2 separate regions of the Homo sapiens genome follow, and region 1 is linked to region 2. The links are chromatin contacts, found by Hi-C or POLR2A ChIA-PET in ENCODE. All regions are on one chromosome and are shown on one strand. Each heading gives the region's core, a stretch centred on a gene start or an enhancer-like site at or near the end of the contact. The rest is flanking DNA. Distances are from core to core; before and after follow the strand shown. Region 1 holds the start of GIHCG (GIHCG inhibitor of miR-200b/200a/429 expression). Region 2 has its middle 19 kb from the start of CTDSP2.

Region 1 (4,720 bases), core at 1,670-4,169, 71 kb after region 2:
ACCTTCTTTATATGTGGGTGATTCTCAAGGTTCTGGCTTCAAACTGTTTCACTATTCACTCTTTTTTTTTTTTTTTTGGCAGTTTCAAATACTTTCAAAAGAAGGGTATACACTTTTTTTTTTTTTTTTTTTTTTGAGACAAGAGTCTCACTCTGCTGCCCGGGCTGGAGGGCAGTGGCTGCCTCCCCTGCTCAAGTGATTCTCTTGCTTCAGCCTCCCATGTAGCTGGGATTACAGGTGTGCGCCACCACACCCGGCTAATTTTTGTATTTTTGGTAGAGACGGGGTTTTGTCATGTTGGCCAGGCTGGTCTCAAACTCCTGACCTCAAGTGATCCACGTACCTCAGCCTCCCAAAGTGCTGGGATTACAGGTGTGAGCCACCACACCCAGCCTACATCTTCTATTTAACTGCTTCTGATCAGTTCCTCTCCCAACACCTGTGTGATCTAATCCTAACTGTCCACTATCTAGAAAGACAGAGCTTAACTTCTTAACTTCTTCTAAAAAGATCTTTCCCTTCTGAATCCCATGGTACTTTTTTTTTTTTAATGGCACTACTTTAAAACTTGCATTAGCTCCTTATGTGTTAAGACTTGTCTTACTTTCTGGCCTATAAAGTCGCTTTTCCTTTTTCTTTTTTTTTTTTTTTAAGGAGATGGGGCCCCTGCTCTATAAACTTCTTTAAGAAGATTTTCTTCTTTTTAAACTTTTATTTTAGGTTTGGGGGTACACATGAAGGTTTGTTGTAAAGATTATTTCATCACCCACGTATTAAGCCTAGTACCCAATAGTTATTTTTTCTGCTCCTCTGCATGCTCCCACCCTCCACCCTCAAGCAGACCCCAGTGTTTCTTGTTCCCTTAAGATTTTCTAATTCAACTCTGCATCTCCTATACTGTAAAGCACAGTGTTTTGTATTTTTTCATTTGTTTTTTCAACATACATAAGCACTGACTATGTATTGTGCTAGGAGCTGGGTAAGTGGTTAAAAAAAACCCCGTGCTTTCTGCCCTCAGACAGTTTAGAGTCTCGTGAAAATACATATTGTGATATATAATCAATAAAACTTTATTGAAAGAATGAATCTTACATCTTAAACTCCTTTTTCATCTTCTTTCCCCAAACTCCTGACCTACATTCCTGCGCCCTTTCCCCTGATAAATCCCACAGATTTCTCAAATCCAGCAGCTGAATTGGATTCATGTGCTATGGATACACATAAATAAGTTTGCCCCATGTTCAAGAAACTCACAATAAAGCACCTTCTCTCCCCAAACCTTCTGCTGATTTTAGTATCAATGTTACTAACTCCTTCTTATTACCAAGGGGAAATCTTGGTATTCTTTTTGACTTCTTCCTCTTTTTCATATTTAATTCTTTAATTCAAGCAATTATCCCTCTTGTTGAGGTCCTTTCACCTATAGCAGAGGTTGAAAATTAGTGACCCACAAATTGTATCTAGCTAGTAGAGGTGTTTTGTTTTGTATAATATTATCAAAAATATGATTTTCCTGTTTCTCCTGAAAAATCAGGCAACACTGAGTCCTTATTTTTGCAAGAATTGGCTGGAGTTTTAGATGGGACAGCTCAATCAACTCTAACATTCCAATCTCTATCACTCCTTGCTTTTGTCACATTCAGTCCATTTCCTCACTTATGAAACTTTCTTAGTCCCTAATTTAGGCATCTGAGTTTGCCGTCTCTGGCCTATATGATCATAGACTGTCAGTAGTGGAAGAGATATTAAAAGATCAACTCGTCTAACAGTCTCCTGCTTCCTCTCCCCACTCTTTAAGAGACGGAGAAATGAGGTCTAAAGAGCTTACATTACCCAATCAATTTCATACAGCTAATGTGTAACAGGATTCTATAATATGCCATTAGGCCTCCTCCCTCATACGGATCATGTTAAACTTATATTTTCCCTTTGGTTTAATTGCTAGGAACCTCAGAGCCCAATTTGTGGCACCCCTCTAGTAAATACACGGACCTTTTGGTATGAAGTTTTGGGGTATTAATATACCCCTGGCTTTATTTTGTTTTCCAATTACCTTTACCTCAGTTTCTCTTCATCATTTTCTCCTATTATAGTGTGTATTTTTTTTCCCCAAGCATACTCAATCTTTTGTGAAAGAGGTACATCCGTACAGGCGTAAACTGTCGGGCTGTATTGTCTGGCTCCCAATTTCTTTCTTTCACTGTCATTCTGCTTTGGCTACTCACATTCTCTGTTTTCCTTGACAGCCAAACTTCTTGAAAGAATTGTCTTCACATGCTGTGTCCACTTCATCCTGTCTTTTCAATTCACTGTAAACAGATTTAAAGCCTTCAATGCCTTCTTTGTTGCTATGATATTAATACCAAAATTATATTGTATTCATCCATATATGAAGGACACAAAATGGTTTTCCCTAAATTATCTCAACTATGAAAAAATATGCAGAGAAAAAAATTAATAGGTAATGCATGAAAATGTTACTTCTGGGTAGCTGGATGACTGGTGAGATTTATTTTCTTTTAAAAATTTTCCACAGTTTTAAAAACAAGCGCATTAGAACACATCCCGATGTAAATTAGAAATTCTCAACTTACATTTTCTAAAAGGAGGCAGAAAACTAGAGAAGCGACAGTGAGGAGCCACTGGGCCACACTTCATTTCACCTTAAGACTGACTCAGAGAAAAACAAGAGGGTACGACTCAGATCCCCGGGGCCAGCAGCAGGGCCGCGGGGCACGACTGGATAACCGCTTGTGAAGAAAATTTTAAGAGAGCCCTCACGACCCTTTAGCGCATCCTAAAAGACCTCTGAATATCTCTGCCTCTCCCGCTAACGGCTCCAAACCGCAGATAACGGTCAATCGCCTCCGGTTGTCCTGGTAACAGCCAGCAACCACAACCCTGCCTGCGTAACTCCTCCCAGAACACCGTGCGTCTTATCGCTTCACTTCCGGGTTCGGAGGGCCGACTTCTTCCGGAAGTATCTGCCTGCCAGTCACCTGGCGTTTTCTGGCTGTGTGGCTTTACTAGACAGAATGTGGCGTATTGTTGGGCAGGGCCCTGAGGACCCTTTTGTTGTTTCCCCCCCGTTTAACAGGACTGGAAAGCTAAGCAAAGGCTTTACTCTCACGGAATTGGATGAATTGGACGTTAGTTTTTAAAAAGCCGAAGGGTACATGTTAGCTTTATTTAACCATTCCACAATGTATATATATTTCAAAACATGTTTTATACTATAAATATAATTTTTATTTGTCAACTAAAAAACAGCATTAAGTGTTAAAAGCTGTTAAGTCAGAATATAGAGATGAATCTTTGAAATTAGAATGCTTTATTTGGGAAGAAAATAGTAATTTGGGGCATATATGTAGACTGGGGTGGTCTTCGGGATGTCTGAAGAGTGAAGAGGTTAGAGACTTTATAAGAAGGAGAAATGTTACGTATTGGTCTCCAAGAGAGTTTATTGGCACTATTAATGTTTTGGTGGGGTTGGCAAACTGATTGCTGAGTGACGGTGGTGGGTAAAATTAGTCTTAGAATTGTAGCAGACTGTCTTAGTAGCCTTTAGATTAAATTGGTTTTAAGTGTTAGCAGGCAGTTTCAGCAGCCAGGCCTGTAGAGAATTATATTTTTCAAGTGATATTTGTGACCTGAATGTTTTTTCCCTCTGGCCTCTCCACTCTTTAACTGGTATGACAAAAGTGACCCGATTTATATGATCAACTTTCACAGCTGACAGGTGGTAAACTCTTTACAATTATATGTAATTTATTTGTTACTGTGATAGATTTATACAATTTTAAATAATTTAGTTCCCATTAAAAAAGCAATTATTTTTGCTTTAGAAAATGAAGGCCAAAAAAACCCCCAAAACACAAAACCTCCAAATCCTACCCATTTAAGGACAACCAATGTGAATACTTTGTAGGAGTCTTCCAGACCCTTTCTATGAATTATAGTAAGTACAAATTCAAAATGGAATCATACTGTATATGCTAGTTTGGAACTTAAAAAACTTTTTTTTTTTTGAGACAAAGTTACTGTGTTGCCCAGGCTGCAGTGTAGTGGCCCGATCTCGGCTTACTGCAACCTCTCCACCACCTGGGCTCAAGCAATTCTCCTGCCTCAGTCTCCTGAGTAGCTTGGGATTATAGGCGGCGCCACCACACCCAGCTAATTTTTGTATTTTTAGTAGAGATGAGGTTTCACCATGTTGGTCAGGCTGGTCTCGAACTCCTCATCCCAAGTGATCTGCCTTCCTCGGTCTCCCAAAGTGCTGGGATTACAGGCATGAGCCACCCGCGCCCAGCCTGAATTTTTTTTTTTTTTGAGCTGTTGTCTTGCTCTGTCGCCCAGGCTGGAGTGCAGTGGCGCGATCCCAGCTCACTGAGGCAGGAGAATTGCTTGAACCCAGGAGGCAGAGGTTGCAGTGAGCCGGGATGGCGCCACTGCACTCCAGCCTGGGCGACAGAGCAAGACTCTGGCTCAAAAAACAAAAAAACAAAAAAACAAAACAAAACACCCAAAAACTTTTAATGAACATATTTTGTTTAAAAAAGACACTTAACATGGTTGTATATATTCCATTATACCTCTTGTTGGATATTTAAACAATTGATGTCTTCCCCTGCCGCCCCTTTTTTTTGAGGAGGAGGTGTCTTGCTGTATCACACAGGCTGGTCTTGAACTTCTGGGCTCAGGCAGTCCTCCTGCCTTAGCC
Region 2 (5,132 bases), core at 747-3,246:
GCCCAGCTGCCTCTGTCTCCCCTTGCCCATGCAGTCTGGAATTCCAATCTGCTCCCCTGTTTAACATCTCATCCAGTCAATAAGCGCCTCTGAAGTCTTTACTTTGTGAGTAGCATCTTTGACATGTTTGTGTCGGGTGGATACCATGACAGAAAGACAAGACTTGGCCTCAAGGAGTTTGCTGGTCAAATTCGAGAACACTGCATCTGAAACAATTTATCAGTAGAAAATCAAGGACATTCAACAGAGGTATAGACCATGGGTGGCCATCACAAGCCACCTATGGTACACAGTGCACTGGTTTATATACCATCTACTGCATTAGTCCCAGCCTCCCAAACTGGCACCAACAGTCCTCTTCTCCTTGCCCACTACTCCCTTCTTCCCTCCAAGATCCCTTTGGAGGTGATCCATCAAGTTGGAGCCTGACACATAATTTCTGCTCATCGTGTGTGGCCTTCCTCCAGTTTCCTGGGGATGTGAAGGAGGAGGGAGGGACCTGTCAGCTGGATGGAGACTTCTTTGCCCAAAGTTGATAGTACCACAGTGGGGCTCTTCACAGGCAGCCATTTTGAGACCTGTCCAGCACAAGGTTCTAGTTTTGGGGGTCCTGTCACTTAAATAAGAAAATATTGAGTGCTTGCCTTGTGCCAGTGTCTGTTTGAAGAGGCAGACCACTGTCACTTTTCTTGTATTATCTAATTCAGTCCACACAACAATTGCCTTTGGTGGGAATTTTAATTATTCCATTTTACAGTTGGAGAAACTAAGGTACAGAAAGATAAAGTCACTTATCCTTATCAAACAACTAGTAAGTAGTGGAGCCACGATTTGAACCCAAGCAGACTGCCTGCAGCATCCCTGGTCGGCACCCCTGTGCACACTGCCAAATTGTCTTATTCTAGGAATTTCCCTTCCCTGCGCCATGACATATTAAAAACTCAGCTAGAGGTCATTTTGAGCAAGGAACCCTTCTCCACCCTGCCTTTCCATGAGAGGGAGTTGGGATCCCAGAGAAGAGGAATTCCAGAAGAGGCACTGCCACTTTGGCTATTTTTCCTGCATGTTCCCCAGGCAGGGAGCGCCAGCTTTTGATTTGCCAGGTGTCTCTCTGTTCTTCTAATTAACACCAGATCCAGCCTTTAGCCAGAGCCCTGCCTATAGCTGGAATCCACCACCATGCGGCTCAGGGGCCAGTTCGCTGTGACTGCCACAGAGGACAAAGCAAGTGCTAACTCGGGGTGGAGTCTTCTGTAATGATGCTCCCTTTGCCTCATCCATAAAAAGCTCCACTCAGATCTACCTCGTTTGTGGTGGAGGCCAGGGTGGCAGAGTGTGCAGGAGAAGGCAGAATCAGGCTGAAACAGCTCCTCTTTGCCTCCCTGGATTCTTTTCCAAAATGCTGTCAGCACTGCCAGTTGGAAAATATTTTTCTCCCTCCCTTTGTCTTCTTTCTTATTAAGAAAAAAAAAAAAGCCATCTGGTGTCAAATTCACTCCTGGCACATCATAAAGGGTAGCACTAAAAATGTCCCCGAAAAACTAAAAGCAAAACCACAGTAGTACACATGGGATTTAATCTCAGCATCCTAGAATTTCAGAGTTGATAGGGCCCTCTGAGATCAAACCCTTCCTGTAGACGGGAGGAAACTGAGGCCGGGAGGGATTATGTTATTCTTTCAAAAATGTTTACTGAGCGCCTACTATGTTCAAGACACTCTTCAGGCGCCGCAGATGAATCACGAACACAACAGTGAGGCAGAAATCCCCGCCTCCTTGGAGCTTTCCGTGGGAGGTTCTTGCCTCGGCCCTCGGGCCTGCGTCTGCCGCCGTTTTTAAACGGCCCCGAAGTTGGGAGCTCTGGCTGGGCCACCTCCGGGCTGGGGGCCCGGCCTGGGGCCGCCCCTCTTTTCCCGCCCGGAGCCGCAGTGTCCAGAGGGGCGAAGTTTGCGGCCACCGCCGGCCGTGCAGTCTCCCGCGCTTCCCCCGCCGGAGCGCCGGCCCCGCATTCCTCCGGGTTGAGCAACAGCTTTTCCTCCGAGGGCGGCTGGCCGGGCAAGGCGGGGCCGCCAGCGCTGGGGCCCTCGCGGGGCGCGGCCCGAGTGTCCGGGGCCTCTGGCAGCGCCCCGGGTTTAAGTGGAGCGCGGCCGCCAGACCCTCCCCGGGGAGCCGAGCTCGGAGAGGGGGGCCGCAGAGCCCAGGCCCCAGCCTGCCCTTCCTGCAGCGCCGGCGGGATTGCCGAAAGACCAAGCGGGTGCCAGGCCTCACCCGACCTTGATGTTGGCGTTAGTCCGGGTTGACCGCCCACTCTGACGCTCTATACAGAGAGCTCCTTTGCTTCCATTTTTACTCCAATCCTGGAAATTCTTTGTCGATGAAAAGGGGACAGTTTATAGTGAACTCCAAAAGAGGGGTCCTAACCTAACCCAGCTCTTTGAATTTAAACACTTACAATAATCATATGTGTGTGTGTGTATGTGTGTGTATATATATATGTACACATACATCTGTGTACACAGACGTATGTGTATACATACATATATATGTATGCATACATGTATGTATGCATACATGTATGTATGCATAGATGTATGTGTATATATGTATGTATACATATATACACTCACACACACATATATACATACATATTTGAGACAGAGTCTTGTTCTGTCCCCCAGCCTGGAGTGCAGTGGCATGATCTCGGCTCACTGCAACCTCCGACTCCCGGGTTCAAGCAATTCTCCCACCTTAGTCTTTGAGTAGATGGGACTACAGGTGCGTGCCATGCCAGGCTAATTTTTTTATTTTTAGTAGAAACAGGGTTTCACCATGCTGGCCAGGCTGGTATTGAACTCCTGGACTCAAGTGATCTGCCTGCCTCGGCCTCCCAAAGTGCTGGGATTACAGGCATGCACCACCATGCCCCACCCTTCATATTTTTCTTTTCCTGCCTCTTAAATCTTGAGCTTAGGTCTTGAATTTTTTTAGCTTTATTTTATTTTAGTATACTTTTTATTTTGGAAAATTGTTAGATGTACATAAAAGTTGCAACAATAGTGTAGAGAATTCCCATGTACTCTTCACCCCGCTTCCCCCAAAATTAGTATCTTACCTAACCATGGTACGTTTGTCAAAATGAAGAATTAACATTGGAACAATGCTATTAACCAAACTACAGACTTTATTTGGATTTCACATGTTTCCACTCCTGTCCTTTTTGTGTTTCAGGATTCAGTCTGGGCCATCATCTTGCATTTAGGGGTTTGAAGCCTTTTAGTATGTAATCCAGATTTCATTGTGTAGAGTCTCTCCCCTTGGCAATGAGGCAGGAGGCAGAGTCCCTGGCACTGGATTGACCTCCCTGTCCTTGTCCTGATGGCCCAGGAAACACCTCGAGCCCTGGATATCCTGAGAATGCTCTTAAGGGATTCCTGCTGGGTCTGCCTGCTGGCTCTGGTAGCACCTGGTATAAATCTGGATCCCAAGGCCTGCACCTGGTCCTACTGGATGGAGACAAGGAAGTCCATGGGGTTCTTTAGAGAACACTCAGAGCTAAGGAGGTAAGCAGGTGCATGACCTCCCTGTCTTTTTTTTTACTTTTTATTTTTAAATTGAGATAGGGTCTTACCCTGTCACCCAGGCTGGAGTACAGTGGTGTAATCATGGCTCACTGCGGCCTCAACCTCCTGAGCTCAAGTGATCCTCCCACCTCAGCTTCCTGAGAAGCTAGGACTATAGGCATGTGCCACCATGCCTAGCTAATTTTCTTTCTTTTTTTTTGTTTGTTTGGAAGAGACAGGGTCTCCCTATTTTGCCCAGGCTAGTCTTGAACTCCTGGGCTCAAGTGATCCTCCTATCTTGGCCTCTCAAAGTGCTGGAATTATAGGTGTGAGCCACTGTGCGTGGCCGACTCCTACTGTCTTTAGGCATTTTGAGACCTGCTATAATTTTGGAAGTGACTAGAGTTTTACCTGAAGGCACTCCCTTCTGTTTGGTTGTGGGAGGGATCCAGATACCTGGAAACACCTGTATGGCCAACTCAAGTAGCTGGGAAGAAGCCTATGGTAGATTTCTAGTAACTACTCCTGCAGAAACCCCGATTCTTAGCTGAACACTGTCAGGAACTGTAAAGGGTCTGAGATTTTATCCTACTTACAAGCTAACAAATTAGCCCACCAGTGTCATAGCTTGTGATAGAAGCCCAGACTCCTAGGTCAGAGATGAAGGACAGTTTATTATTCACAGCAACAGCAGTAGCAAGAGTATCAGCTCTAATTCCCACAGGATTTTGCAGAAAGGGCCTGGTGATGCCTGCACACACAGTGGATTGCATTTCAAGACAGGAACCCTGAACTTAGGGAACCCAGATTTTTTAGAATGGTCCATGTATATATATACTTTTTTTTTTTTTTGAGACGGAGTCTCGTTTTGTCGCCCAGGCTGGAGTGCAGTGGCGCGATCTCGGCTCACTGCAAACTCCGCCTCCCGGGTTCACGCCATTCTCCTGCCTCAGCCTCCCGAGTAGCTGGGACTACAGGCGCCTGCCACCACGCCCGGCTATTTTTTTGTCTTTTTAGTAGAGACAGGGTTTCACCGTGTTATCCAGGATGGTCTCGATCTCCTGACCTCGTGATCCGCCGGCCTCGGCCTCCCAAAGTGCTGGGATTACAGGCGTGAGCCTCCGTGCCCGGCCCGTCCACGTATATTTTATAAGGGGCAGCATGCCTGCCCCTTTGGGAGGGAGACATTGTAGATCTTCCAAGGCTGTACACTATATCCTGAAAATGATAATCTGGAACAAAGGACAGTCAATGCCTCACTTGCAAGATGTGTAGAAATGGAATAGAATCATGGAGCATTGTCTCCCAACAAACAAACGGCCATATAAGACAAGCATACATTTCCCAACCTCTCCTGCAGCTAAGTGTAGCCATGTAACTAAATTGTTATCTATTGCGTGTGTGGCAGCTTCTGGGAAATTTCAATGACTAGCATGCACCCTGGGAGGCTTCTTCCCATCTTCTTTTCCTAATGGCTGGAATGTGGACATGATGTTGGAGCTTGAGCAGTCACGTGGGACCAGGACTAGCATGCTGAGGACTGAGGATGGCAGGGCAGTGAGGGGAAAGGGGC

Evidence for each region. A loop is a pair of places that touch in the nucleus more often than their neighbours do. ChIA-PET counts read pairs that join two places held with the same protein, here RNA polymerase II (POLR2A). Pooled maps may share reads with other maps.
Region 1: a pooled map shows a loop between it and region 2 (3-fold over the local background). The contact joins the promoter of GIHCG here to the enhancer-like site in region 2. A Hi-C loop is called at or near these places in 6 of 50 pooled maps. POLR2A ChIA-PET finds 5 or more read pairs at or near these places in 7 of 52 experiments (HCT116, HEK293, HEK293T and 3 more).

The regions. Positions count from the first base shown.
Region 1 is chr12:57,933,245-57,937,964 of GRCh38, forward strand. GIHCG (GIHCG inhibitor of miR-200b/200a/429 expression) reads right to left here and starts at 2,920. Exons shown (of 3, transcript NR_038269.1): 1 at 2,595-2,920; 2 at 2,226-2,309. RefSeq lists enhancers at 2,345-2,845, 2,846-3,346.
Region 2 is chr12:57,863,400-57,868,531 of GRCh38, forward strand. No RefSeq gene overlaps it. Among named protein-coding and RNA genes, the nearest start is that of CTDSP2, 19 kb to the left of the region's middle. RefSeq lists a silencer at 1,817-2,176. Within about 2 kb of position 1,997, at least 34 of the 41 ENCODE cell types and tissues checked have a DNase peak (open chromatin) inside an H3K27ac peak, as active enhancers do; they include HCT116, where a contact is called at or near this core.